2 separate regions of the Homo sapiens genome follow, and region 2 is linked to region 1. A link is a contact called in ENCODE Hi-C data. All regions are on one chromosome and are shown on one strand. Each heading gives the region's core, a stretch centred on a gene start or an enhancer-like site at or near the end of the contact. The rest is flanking DNA. Distances are from core to core; before and after follow the strand shown. Region 1 has its middle 110 kb from the start of CRIM1-DT. Region 2 overlaps CRIM1 (cysteine rich transmembrane BMP regulator 1).

Region 1 (6,392 bases), core at 1,284-3,783:
TAAAAAAGATTCTCTGACCTCGAGTTGCTTATAATCTTGTTGCAGTAACTCATAAATCCACTGGCAAATAACACAGGATGTCATAAATTATTAACGTAACCAAGAAATCCCTCCCATATGTGTGCACGTGCACACACACACACACACACACACACTTTACACTGTAGAATGCTGAAAGGATTCCAAGACTGTAAATTCCATCTTCCTTCTCTTCTTCCAAAAATGGCCCTATGCTTTCACAGTATGCTGGATTGTCAAGCCCTGAAGGAATAATGCTTAACATTCCAAAGAATTATCCCCACTTTTCCCTCACGTCGTTGGGCAGTTGGCATTTATCTTTATATATGGTGGTAAGGAGATGGAAACCAGAAATGGGATCCATATCACGGAATTCAAGAGAAAGGACTTTGAAAAATACAAAGAGCTATATGAGTATAAAAAACTGTTAGATGATTGTCTAAAGGCAAGAACAAAAAGACTACATTAACAGGATCATTTTCTTCTCAGAAAAAAATTGCAGGAGCGTCTACCCAAGCCTGTAATAGAAAATTGGCCTGTGGAGTTACAAGATTGGTTACAAGATTTGATATAAAATAATCTCACCTCACCTATCAATCATTCCATGTGAACTATATCCAGTATAAGCTATGCTTATACTAACTGGTTAAACAAAAGGATCAAACGTAATTGTCATTTGCTCTGTAACAGTGTTTTTCAATTAGATTATAATGGATGATCCTAGTATATATGAATAAAAAATTATCAACAAATTATTACATACATAACCGCACCATAGAACATTATATTTAAAGGCAAATTATTTGTTAAAAGAAAAATGGTATCCATGTAGACCACTCTCCGTGAGTGCTCAATGCAATAACTGCATCCATTACTACCCCAAGTTGAAGGGAATGAATGAAAAGACCACTATGCTGTAAATCGCTTAGAAGCAGAATTTAGTTAATTGAGAAATTATGTTCAGGCTAACCTATCCAGATAGCGTCATATCTATGTGGAGTAAGTTAATAGAAATTCCATGCTAGCTCCATGAATTGGTTCAATAACAGGAAAAAATACAGATGAGGAGGAAGAGAGAACTGGCAATGTGAAGTGACACGTTTCAAAAACAATTCCTTTGTACTTATTCAGAGCTCCAAATCCATCCATACACATCACGGGAAATGTGACGATGCCCATGCACTTATCATTAGATTCACTCTCCAAAATGTCAACTACCAGAAATTAAACTCTTCCTGTAGGCCAGCTTGGTTTTTAAACACTATGTCTAATCTCGCAGCAACACCAGGACATAGGCTTCATTGTTGTACAGCTTTACAGATAAGGAAGTTGGGACTCGAAAGAGTTAAATGAGTTGCCCAAAGTCACAAAGCTATTAAATGACCAAGACAGGACTGGGATGAAGCTCTTGAGTATGAAGTTTGTGTAATATGTCCACTATGGCTAGCTGTATTAGTCCATCTTCACATTGCTAATACATACATACCTGACACTGGGTAATTTATGAAGAAGAGGAGGTTTCATGGACTCATAGTTCCATGTGGCTGGGGAGGCCTCACAATCATAGTGGAAAGCAAAAGGCACATCTTACATGGCAGCAGACAAGACAGAATGAGAGCAAAGAGAAAAGGGAAACCCCTTATAAAACCATCAGATCTCGTGAGACTTATTCACTACCATGAGAACAGTATGGGGGAAACTGCCCCCATGATTCAATCATCTCCCACCAAGTCCCTCCCATAACACAAGGGAATTATGGGAGCTACAAGTCAAGACGAGATTTGGGTGGGGACACAGAGCCAAACCATATCACTAGCTGTTTGCCAAGTAACAGAGAGGAAAAAGATTCAGAAATAACATTTGTCTCTGTCTGGGTATTTGCCTTAAACTGCAAGCTCCTGGAGGGCAGGGCAGCATGTGTTCCTACCTGGTTCTCCTTATATGGCACTAAGCAGTATGAGCAGGTGCTGTGGAATATCATTTGGTACTGAGAACAATAAAGAAGCAAGAACACAGATGATGGTAGGAGCCTAGCTTGCTGTCCTGCCTCTGAATTTATAAAAGGTCTCAGGAATGACATGCAGGATAGGGAAATATACAGCCTCTGAGCCTTGGTAGCTACATACAACTCACGATGCACACTGTCAATCTTGCTATGTTAACCGGCAAATGTCCAAAGGAGGCATTAAATCATTGCCAGAGACCACTCAGCTCACATTACGTTGTACTGAAGGGGGAGGAGGGGCAGATTTCAGAGTCCCACCTTCTTCCAAGCCCCCGCACTCTCCTCTATGTCTGCCCCGCAGCTCAGGCCTGGAATTTTATGTGCAGCAAAAAATCAAAGGTAAAATAAATGCTGAACAGCGATTGCTGTCATTGCCTTCCCCGCAGTCATTTCGCTATTAGCTGTTGGAGGAGCAGACCGTGTAGGCTGACGAGATCTGAGTAAGGACGAGGGATGAGATGTCAAGGCAGGGAACACGGCTGCCTTTGCGAGGTGGCTTTGACTCGCGCTGCAGACATCACACGTCAGCTCGGTGGAGACAGCAAGCAAACCCAACTGCAGCCGCAGAGAGGAAGCAAAAGAGGAGTGTGTGAAAAGATCAGCATATTCAGCCTGCCAATTATTTTCCTCCCTCCCCAACCCCACCCCCAAACACAAGTTCCTTAATATTAATAGTGCTGGAAATCGCAGCAATGAGCACATTGTTGGGGTGAAACTGAACATTACTCTCTAAATGAGATCCTGGGTGTGAAAGCAGAAGGTCCTCTCTGTCTCCCAGATCAGAACATTATCTGAGGCCAACAGCTCTGCAGCAGCTCTTAACCTCAAGAAAAGGGCTCGGCATTTCTGGTTCCCCAATAAAGCCACAGCACACCCTGGGACTGTTCAAATTATGGATACACACACACACACACACACACACACACACACACACACTCAAAGGAGATTATTACTAAGCTTGGGCTACAGCTTAAGAGGCATAAGTGGCATTCTCTTATTCCTCTGACTTGAATCCCTACACCTGTTACCCAAACTTCACTCACTGTTCTCCTCCACAAAAACACATTGTATCTTTGACATTACTATCAGTTTTGATATCAGAAGAATATGTGCCCAGGCAGCAGCATGACATATGTTGAAAGAGCTAGAACACTTGGAACTCTAACCTACTTTTATGAGACTTTTTTTTCTGGGTACGAGTCCCTTAGCCCATCCTTAAAGAAATATGACCAGCACCCATTCCCATCATTTAACTTTCCCAGATTAGAATTGAAACCTCTTCCCAACTGTACTGCAGGAGGTAGAAACTAATAGTTCTTTCTGAAGATTAAACCCTCTTAACCTTCAGGTGAAGAAATAAATATTATGCTGTTAAAGGATGAACCCCAGTCTAATGTCTATTAAATTCTTCCTGGCAGATTTTCCAGAGGTACAATAAGCAAAAGGAAAGAATAATATTTTCAATTTGTTAGATAAATGTAGGCAGGATTGGAGGAAAATAAATGAAGAGTACTTGCTTAGACTCTCGTATCGCTAATAACCCTGGAACATAATCTGAAGGGTTATTTAACCCCAGAGAGTTCAGGCTAGTGATGGAGGTCTCTGTGGGAGCAAGGTTTAGTCTCTGGATAATAGGCCTGCAAGGCCTGGGAAGTTAGCAGTGCCCCAGCAAGCAAGATGCATTTCAGAGAAAATCCTAATGGAAATTGGGAAGTCATCTATCAGTAAAGAACTGAGTGATCTTATCATGGGTTAGGAAGAAACAAGCAATTTCAGAAGCATTTGGGTAACTAGGATTTTACACCAATATATGAAATACCAGGGCTGGGATTGTAAGACTGGTGCAGGGGCTCCTGATAACTATTTATTCATGCATTAAACCATTATTGTGTACCTATTATGTCCTACACTCTGTGATCATTGCTGCTAACGCAAAGACAAATAGGATGTAGTCTTCAAGCAGCTTACCACGTCTACCGGGAGAGATAGTGAAGAGTCAATACATGACAATTTCAGAAGGGAATGCTTCCAAAATGGAGTGAGGATCTCTCCAAATTTAGGAGGGCATGGGTATCTACAGTAAGCAGAAACTGATAATTCCTTCTTTACAAATTTTTCTAAAATCTGCCATACTCCAAATATAATTCTCCATCTGAAAAAAAAATCATGAGAGACTTTAAAGGAAATGTGAACTAGTAATTATATTATACAAGCTAATCCCACAAATAATCATATGAAACATAAAAAATTTCATTAACACCTAAGCCCGTCTGTATTTATTTTGTCTCATTCAATAGCACATCATGACTCTGTTTCCATGGCTCCAAAACAACATGGAAATTTGGTCAGGTCAGTCAAATAAAAAGTCAAATGAGTTTTTAAAAGACAAAAAGACACAAACTGAAATGGTTGCTATCTTCATCCTTTACAGGCACAGTCTAAAGCCTATTTGTTTCTCTTTGTTGGCTGTCTGCTTTCATACTGATTCTCAAATCCCTTTTCTCTACTATTTTATATAATACACAACTTTGCCTGAGTTAAATTGCATATAATATCTTAATACATCATCTTCCAATCATTAATTTTCATCAGAGAATGTCAGCAAGGAATTATGTCAGATTACTTGAACCAGATTTTTTCTCATAAATCCATTGTAACCTCTATATAGCCTTCTTTTCTATCAGAAAGTATCCATCTCTCTTGGAAGCTTCTTAAATTTTTTTGAAAATAAAGTTAAACTTACTCAAACTGCCCTTGTCTTTCTTCTTTAACAAATGTTTATTGAGTTTCTATTATTTGAAAAGCATTTAGTAACATGTTGAGGATTAAGGACAAATATAGTCTCTGATTTACAGGTAGAGTGAGATTTTCCATGCTGTTTTGAAGAAAAGGCAAGTTATCCCATAATGACAAGAAGTTGTTCTCAGTTGGAACTGGAACCAACACCTCCTTGAAAGACTTGTTGAGAGGCCGACCCAGTGCAGAATTTCCACTGACTGTTCAACCCTCCACCAATCCCCACATCAAAAAAAAAGTCAACCATGGGGCCAGATGAGGTGGGTACTACAGGGTTTATGAAAAGAAGATAAAGGAATAAGAGATGCTCCCCTGTGAGAAGCCAATATAATTATCTGTGAAGCCTGGAGGTTCCAGAAAGATGGAGTTACTGACAACTGGCTCCCTGGCTGGGGGCTTGCTGAGCTGCAGTACCCCTAGGTCCATGCTGGCAACACCCCAGGGAGGAGCATGCTAAGGGATCCTTAGGAGAGAGTTCTAGAACTCTGAAGGTATGTTGGTGTTATTTTTTGGTCTGTTTCCCCAACTGTGGACAGGAGGAAGTAAGTGCTTCAGAGGTTTATCTTAAAGTTTATAGGTCATTCTTGAATATAAAGCAGGCTGCCTATTTCTGGCTCCTTAGAGACTTACAAGGGATAGAGACCACTGGAGCAGCCCATGCCAGTGGAAATTAAAGGGTTTGGCATTCCTAGGCAGCCTTTCCCAGCTCTTCACAGCCCTCAGAGCATGTGGAAAAGCATTCCACTTTCATAGAATACAGTACAGAAATGAGCTGAGAATACCCTGGCAGTTTCTGAGCCAATAGATAGGATGTCTAATCCAAAGAAGTGTACTGCTGGAGAAGTGAAGGGATACATGGCTATTCCTTGAGGGAATGTTTCAGTGATAAGGAAGGCTGGGGCAATGATAAATGCCACCCAGTGAAGACCAAGCACACCATCTGGTTGGAAACCTTAATGCCAGCAGATACTATCAACATCCTCAGCTGGAACCAGATTGGCCTAAGGGAAGATGTGAAACCACCACACATGGGCAGTCAAGTAAAAACACTTCTGCCTCCCCATATGCTTGCTTCCATCTTGCCTACCACGCCACAGAAGTCAATGCCCAGGAAAGGACTTAGGGGAGAGGGGACTAAGCACCAGGCCTCAGCCCCCACCTCCTTCACATCCAGCTTCCACGGCAACAGCTGAGGAGAAGATGAGATTTGATTGAGATTAATAGTAAAGCTTTTAAAATAAACACATTTAAGTCTCCAACTAGTGATCATTATTTCATAAAATAAAATAATTTCTTGTATAGGTCAATTAGTTGCTACCTACACATGTATAAGCTTATTTTAATTTTCCTGTAATTTTTATATATTTAGGAGGTGCAAGTACAGATTTCTAACATGCATATATTGCATAGTGGTGAGGTCTGGGCCTTTTGTATACCCATCACCCGAATAGTGAACATTGTACCCAATAGGTAACTTATCAGCCCTTTCCCCACTCCCACTATCCCACATTTTAGAGTCGCTAATGTCTATTATTCCATTCTGTATGTCCATGTGTTCCCATTGTTTAGCTCC
Region 2 (6,392 bases), core at 1,027-3,526, 290 kb after region 1:
CCCGGCTGTGTAAACAGAAATTCAAGTTGTTCTGGTTAACTTGGGAAAAACCCCTAAGCTGCATAGTCTTTAGGTGTGCTCCGCTCCAGCCCCACGTTCTTAATTTAAAGAGCTCTGCTGCACGGAAGTTAGGCTGCTGCACTGCTATTTCCAGAGAGATCCAACAGTATCTGCCTTTCTCTTATTTTGGTCCAGGAGGCCAAACCTGATTTTGTACCCTCTAGTGGTCAAGGATATGGGGGAAGACCCCATCACAAGAGGGCCCACCTGATAAGAACCCTCTGGAGACTGCTGGCAGAGTCTTCTTAACAGGACTTGGACTGTGACCAGATAAAACATCTTCTATAGGTGCAGAAACTGGCCAATCTGGAAGGTCCAATGGCTTCTACGTTAAGGTTTTCTTAACAAGATGGTATACCCCGACTTTTACATGGATTGCTTCTTTTAAGTCCTAAAAGAAGTTGTATTTCTTCCTCCTTATTTGGGCCACCTTGATCTTTAGTTGTTTCTGCCTGCCTTTTAAAATGACATTTTTATATTTCCAAAATGATTTATGTGAATAATGTCCATGTACCTGTAGATGCATCTTGGATTGTAGGCCCTACTATGACATGAGACCACATTTAAAGTTGAAAATAAAATGTTTCCTTCAACAACTATCCATGAAGTGCTTAATCAACCCATAACAAATGCTTAACACAAGGAGTAAGCTCTATTACTGAGAAATTGTGTCCTCTGCATGCAGTGGTTCTCAGCCAAAAGTGACTGTGTTTACTAGTTTGGTGAGATTTCTTTTTGTAGAACTAGGACTTGGAAGCCTGAGCAATCACCTATTTCTTTCTAGTATGTTGAAGAAATCTGATAGGCTCTTTTAACCTTTATAAATTACTTGCACTTCCTACCCTAAGAAATAAATGAAATAAAATAAAACAAAAATGGAATTCTAAGAAAAGCCTTAAACTGTGGCCAAATCTGCTTTCACAGCAATTAAGATTGAGGCAGTATGGAGAGGTAGGAGTCAGCCGACATGACAGCATGTACCTCATTTTTTTAAAAGAAAGATGGATTAAGATCAGATTTTTTTTTATTGGAAGCTAAAAGTTATAAAGTAAAATACCCAAAGATTTAATTAAATCAGTAAGCATTTGTTGCATTTTTAACCAGAATTCTTTAATCATTTCCTGACAGAATGACTGTGTATTAGATCTCTGCCTCATTGAAATTGTCTAGGCCCCCTGCATCTGTTTTGAGCAAGACTTCAGTTGAGTTCCATCTTTTCATTCTTTTACAGTCTGTAAAGGCCTGGTGAGTCAGCGCATTGAAAATCAGTCATCATCTTCTGTCTATGAGTTCTTAGTGGCCCGTACATTATTTTCTCAGATCCCTGCATCATTACAATTTCCATGTGTTTAAGTCTCTTCTTTATGTTTTTTAAAAAAACAAGTGAAGCCAGTTTCTCAAACAGGAGGTGCTCACATTCTATTTATTCTCCAAGTGTGGAGTTTGTGCCCAGCATGTGACCGACAATACAGAATGAAAAGCACATGACAAGCCAGGGATTTCAGTGTCTTGTTAGAAAGTGAAATGAAAGTGGTATTTTATTCCTTTGTGGCTTAGAGAGTGCTGTAATGCATTGTTACAGGTATAAACTAACATTTTTAGAAGTACTTCCCCTATTCTTGCCCAGGTCAGCTATGTCATTGGTAATACTTGGCTGCCTTTTCTACCGCTCCCCTTTCTAAATCTCATGTTACCCATAGTATACATGGGCCCTTTGTATGCCTGCCTAAATGACTTCACTGAAGTTTTCTGTAAATCCCTCAAACCTCAAACTTAAGAACCCAAACTGTAATATCATGTTATTAGCAGGACCAGCTGTCTGCGCGTCTTTTCCAGACACTGGGCTCATCCATTTGGATATGGACTCCCACAAAGCTGACGAGACCCTCTGGGTGCAGGAGCGTCTCCTGAGGACCAAGGCCTTGAATGCCTTGTTCACGTCTGCATCCCCAACACTTAGGATGACACTCGGGGGGCCTTGATCTCAATGTGTGGGAAGAACAAATGCCCCCGTTATAGTACTGTGTTGGCTTGTTTTGCAGTGAGACTTATTCTGAGATTAAGAGCTGCATTTAGCTTCTTGGCCACCAGGATCCCAGAGTAAATTACTTTTCAGGACTCTAAATAGTACGCAGGAGATTTGAAAGAACTGATGCAATTTCTAAAGCAGCCTGACTTCCTCCCAGGAGGTTACTCCCACACCAAGCCTCTGACTTCATGACCACCAGATTTAGAAATTGAAGTATCTATGTAAGAAGTTGCCTCCTAGGCAGAAATCAAGAAATCCAACTATAACATAGGTTAGAGTCCATTTTGGTTTTTATATCCTTCCACAGAGGAAAGAGGAGGAAGAATCTGGAGATGCGTTTTTGGTTTTTGGTTTTTTGTTTTTTTTTTTTTCCAGAGGCTCATGTATATCCTACATCATGGTCAGTTTCAGAGCAGGGCTGTGCCACCATCTCAGTGACTCCTGGAATACTAAATTGGATCTTTGTAGAGGAAGAAAATAACACAGTTCTAGATTTTCCCTAGCTGTTAATTAGTTTTATGGCATAATTAAAATAGCTCAGGAGTAAAAACAAAGTCCAGCCTTAACAGCCTGTTAAGTCTTCTTTTCTTATCTTGAAAAGAGGTAAGATAATGAAGTTTAAACAGTTGAAGAAGTTAACCGGAAAGGAATTAACATTTCAAGGCCTTGCCGCTTCTTCCTCCTCTTGTGATATGAACCAGAATTGAGGGAAAATAGGCAGGAGGGAACCCACACTGAATTTTCCAGACTCTACTGCTGAAAGACATTGTATATTTTTATTGTAATCATATGTGATGCAAGATAATATTGCTCATATCTGAATCCCAAAAGAAAAGAAGATGTTTGTCTGAGCATCCCATGAGGTAAGCAGCCCCATGGAAGGACCAGCTGCATCCAGCAAAGGGCTCCAGGTCCCTGACGTAGTTGACGGTGATGGCAGAAGTAAATCTTTGTATTCTTGCAGAGACTTTGTTTCTGAAAGAGGCCAAAAGTCATTTCAAACTGAATCTGACGGATAAGATAGGGGCCATAGCTGAGAAAAATAAGTAGCGAAGCCGATCTAAACCAAGGTGTAACTGTGAAATAGTAACCATCTTCTTTGCACGTTTCAAAATTGGCCCTGGACGCCATCGCAAGAGGAAAATTCCAAAGCTGTGCAGCAGCGGCAGTACCATTGGAAGAGTTTACAGCCTACCAGGACTACTTAGAAGGGGATCATGTTTATTTGGATATATAACCCCTGATTGGTTTGTTTTAAAAATAAACGTTATTATGTTAGTGTCATACCTCATGGTTTCCTTGGAACATTCTCCTCTAATCCTCTTTGAGAGAGTGGGAGGGAGAGATTGTGAGGGGAGAGAGAAGTGTTAAACAGAGATGTTCCTAAGGAGGACCAGGAATCCTAAATTACCTAAATAACCCACTTGGTTATCTCCACTCCTTGATAGCACTGTGTGAGGTATGATGCAGTCAGGTAAAGGACAATTTATCTTTGAAGACAAAGATAAATTCGAGTCCCCATTTTCAAGAGTCAGTGAGAAGTAACAGCTTGTTTGTGTGGCACTGATTGATCCTTGTCCGGGCAAGTGGTCCCTCCACAGGTTATCCGGCTTGGCACACAACAGACAGAGGTGCTGGCGGACTGTGGAACCAGACCCGCTGTGGTTCCCCTCCTCACCCTGCCACTTCCTAGCTGTGCATCTTGGACAACTGATTGAATCTTGTGCCTCATTTTTCTGTAGAATTGAAACAATACCCTGACCCATTGGGCAATGGAGATCAAATGGCATTGATGCAGGTAACATGCTTAACACAGGGCCTGGTATGTAGTGGGCATTCAGTAAGTGGAAGTTACGATTATTATTAGGTATCAAAGAACAAAACTTAATTGTCAGAATAAGCAAACCAGTTGGAATAATAAACGTAGCCTTTAGAGTTAAATGGCACAACCCTGATAGCCACACATAAACTGTTTTGGTTATTTTTCGTTGGATATTCCCAGTCTTTATTTCTACATCCCTCTTCAGGCTGAGTGCTTAAAATACATTTATATGTAGTCTCAATTAGATTATGCTGTTTCCCCCAAAAGACTACAGTGACTATTATTTTAATTTATAGAACCTCGAATTGCATGGAATAGCTACCACATCTCCCTTTAAACCTGGTAGCTTCCAAAACTTCCTGATGGCGTTTTCGCAAATGGGTCCCTATGTGTCATTGAAGGAGACAGTGTATCTAGGAAAAGAAATGAGGATACTGAGCAAGGTGTTGGTGGCTCATGCCTATAATTCCAGCATTTTGGGAGACTAAGGCAGGTAGCTAGCTTGAGGCCAGGAGTTCAAGACCAGCCTGGCCAACACAATGAGACCCCATCTCCACAAAAAAAAAAAAAAAAAACCCTAAAAATTATCCAGGCATAATGGTGCATACTAGTAGTCCTAACTACTCAGGAGGTTAAAGTAGGAGGATCACTTGAGCCCAGAAGTTCAAAGAGCTATGATTGCACCACTACACTCCAGCCTGGGCAACAGAGTGAGACCCTGTCTCTTGAGAAAAAGAAAAAAGTTATTGGTTTTCCCATTGCCTCCAAGGCATTCAGAGTGGTTGTTCTTTCTCATAATATCATTTTATAAATATTCTTTTAGACAGTGATCTCATACAGTTACTGAAAGAGTATTTACATAAACCCTGTATGCTGTAGCTCAGCATTTGATCTTTGATATTTCTTCTGTGGTTTTGATACATCAGTTGAAATTATTCTACATAGGTCAGTATCATTCAGAAAACACCACACATCATAGCCAGGTGCTTTAGGTCCACGCTCAGTCTAAGTTCTTCCCATCATTATTCTCGTGTGTGGAGAGAGGAAGGGAAGGAAAGAAGGAATGAAGGAGAGAGGGAAGGAAAGAGGGTGGGAGGGAAAGGGAAGGAAGGAGAGAGGGGGAAGGAAGGAAGGAAGGAAAGGAGGGAGGGAGGGTGAAAAGGAGAGAAGGAAGGACAGAGGGAGAAGGAAGGAAGGTGAGGGAGTGGGAAGGAGAGAGGGGAAAGGAAGGAAGGAGGGAGGGAAGGAGGGGAAAGGAGGGAAGAATGAGGGAGAGGGCAGGAAGGGGGAAGAAGGAAGGAAGGAAGGAGGGAGTGGGAAGGAAGGAGGGAGAAAAGGATGGGAAAGATAAGGAAGGAAGGAGGGTGGGGAAGGAGGGAGGGGGAAGGAGGAAAGAAAGGATGGAGGGGACAGGAAGGAGGGATGAGAAAGGAAGGAGGGAGGGGGAAGGAAAGAAGGAGAAAAGGAGGGAGGGAGGAGGAGGGAAGGAAAGAGGGAGGGAAGGGGAAGGAAGGGAGGGAGGGGGAAGGAAGGAAGGGAAAAATACAGACAGGAAGGAAGGGGACAGGAAGGGAGGGAGAGAGGGAGGGGAGGGACAGGAAGGAAAATATAGGCAGGAAGGAAGGGAAGGACAGGGAGGGAGAGAGGGATAGGGAAGGGAGGGAGAGGAAGGAAGGGAGAGAGGGAGGGACAGGAAGGAAGGGAGGAAGGAAGGGAGAGACAGGAAGAGGGAGGGAGGGACAGGAAGGAAGGAAGGAAAATACAGACAGGAAGGGAAAGGAAGGGAAGGAAGGAAGGAAATACAGGAAGGAAAAGGAAGACAGGAAGAAGGAAAAGGAAGACAGGAAGAAGGAAAAGGAAGATGGAAGGAAGGAAGGAAAGAAAAAAAAAAGAATATAGACAGTATAGACCACTGCTTGGCCTTGAGTCAGAAGAGTTATGGACAAGATGGAATGAGGAGTTTTACCTCCTGTCTGGTTTCTTTGTACGGTAACACTGTTACTCAAATTTTATTCAGTGATATTGCATTGTATGGGCCAAGGTTCATGTAAAATATAATCAGTGATACTGCTCTATCAAACATTGCTTCTTTTCATAAAGAATTCTCAGCAAAATAGACTCTAAATTTGATGGCCAAAACTAATGTCCTCAATGCAGTGTCCAGGCTCAGTCTAAGTTCTTCCCATCATTATTCTCATGTGTATGGAGAGAGGAAGGAAAGAAGGAATGAAGGAGAGAGGGAAGGAGGGAGGGAGGGAGGGAGGGAAGGGGAAGGAAGGAGAGAGGGGGAAGGAAGGAGGACAGGAGGGAGGGAGGGAGGGTAAAAAGGAGGGAAGGAAGGATGGAGGGAGAAGGAAGGAAGGTGAGGGAGGGGGAAGGAGAGAGGGGAAAGGAAGTTCAGAGTACTACTTAAATTAGGCATCATTGGATGATTCTGTTCAGCCAATTTGACACGTGCATTTTGGATACCTTAGTGAAGTC

Evidence for each region. A loop is a pair of places that touch in the nucleus more often than their neighbours do. Pooled maps may share reads with other maps.
Region 2: a loop to region 1 is called in a pooled map, with 2.2 times the contacts of the local background. The contact joins two enhancer-like sites. A Hi-C loop is called at or near these places in 5 of 37 single-sample maps with no recorded cell type and 8 of 50 pooled maps.

What each region holds. Positions count from the first base shown.
Region 1 is chr2:36,238,103-36,244,494 of GRCh38, forward strand. No RefSeq gene overlaps it. Among named protein-coding and RNA genes, the nearest start is that of CRIM1-DT, 110 kb to the right of the region's middle. Within about 2 kb of position 2,534, at least 3 of the 41 ENCODE cell types and tissues checked have a DNase peak (open chromatin) inside an H3K27ac peak, as active enhancers do.
Region 2 is chr2:36,528,958-36,535,349 of GRCh38, forward strand. The region is part of intron 13 of CRIM1 (cysteine rich transmembrane BMP regulator 1); the gene reads left to right. Among named protein-coding and RNA genes, the nearest start is that of FEZ2, 66 kb to the right of the region's middle. Within about 2 kb of position 2,277, at least 3 of the 41 ENCODE cell types and tissues checked have a DNase peak (open chromatin) inside an H3K27ac peak, as active enhancers do.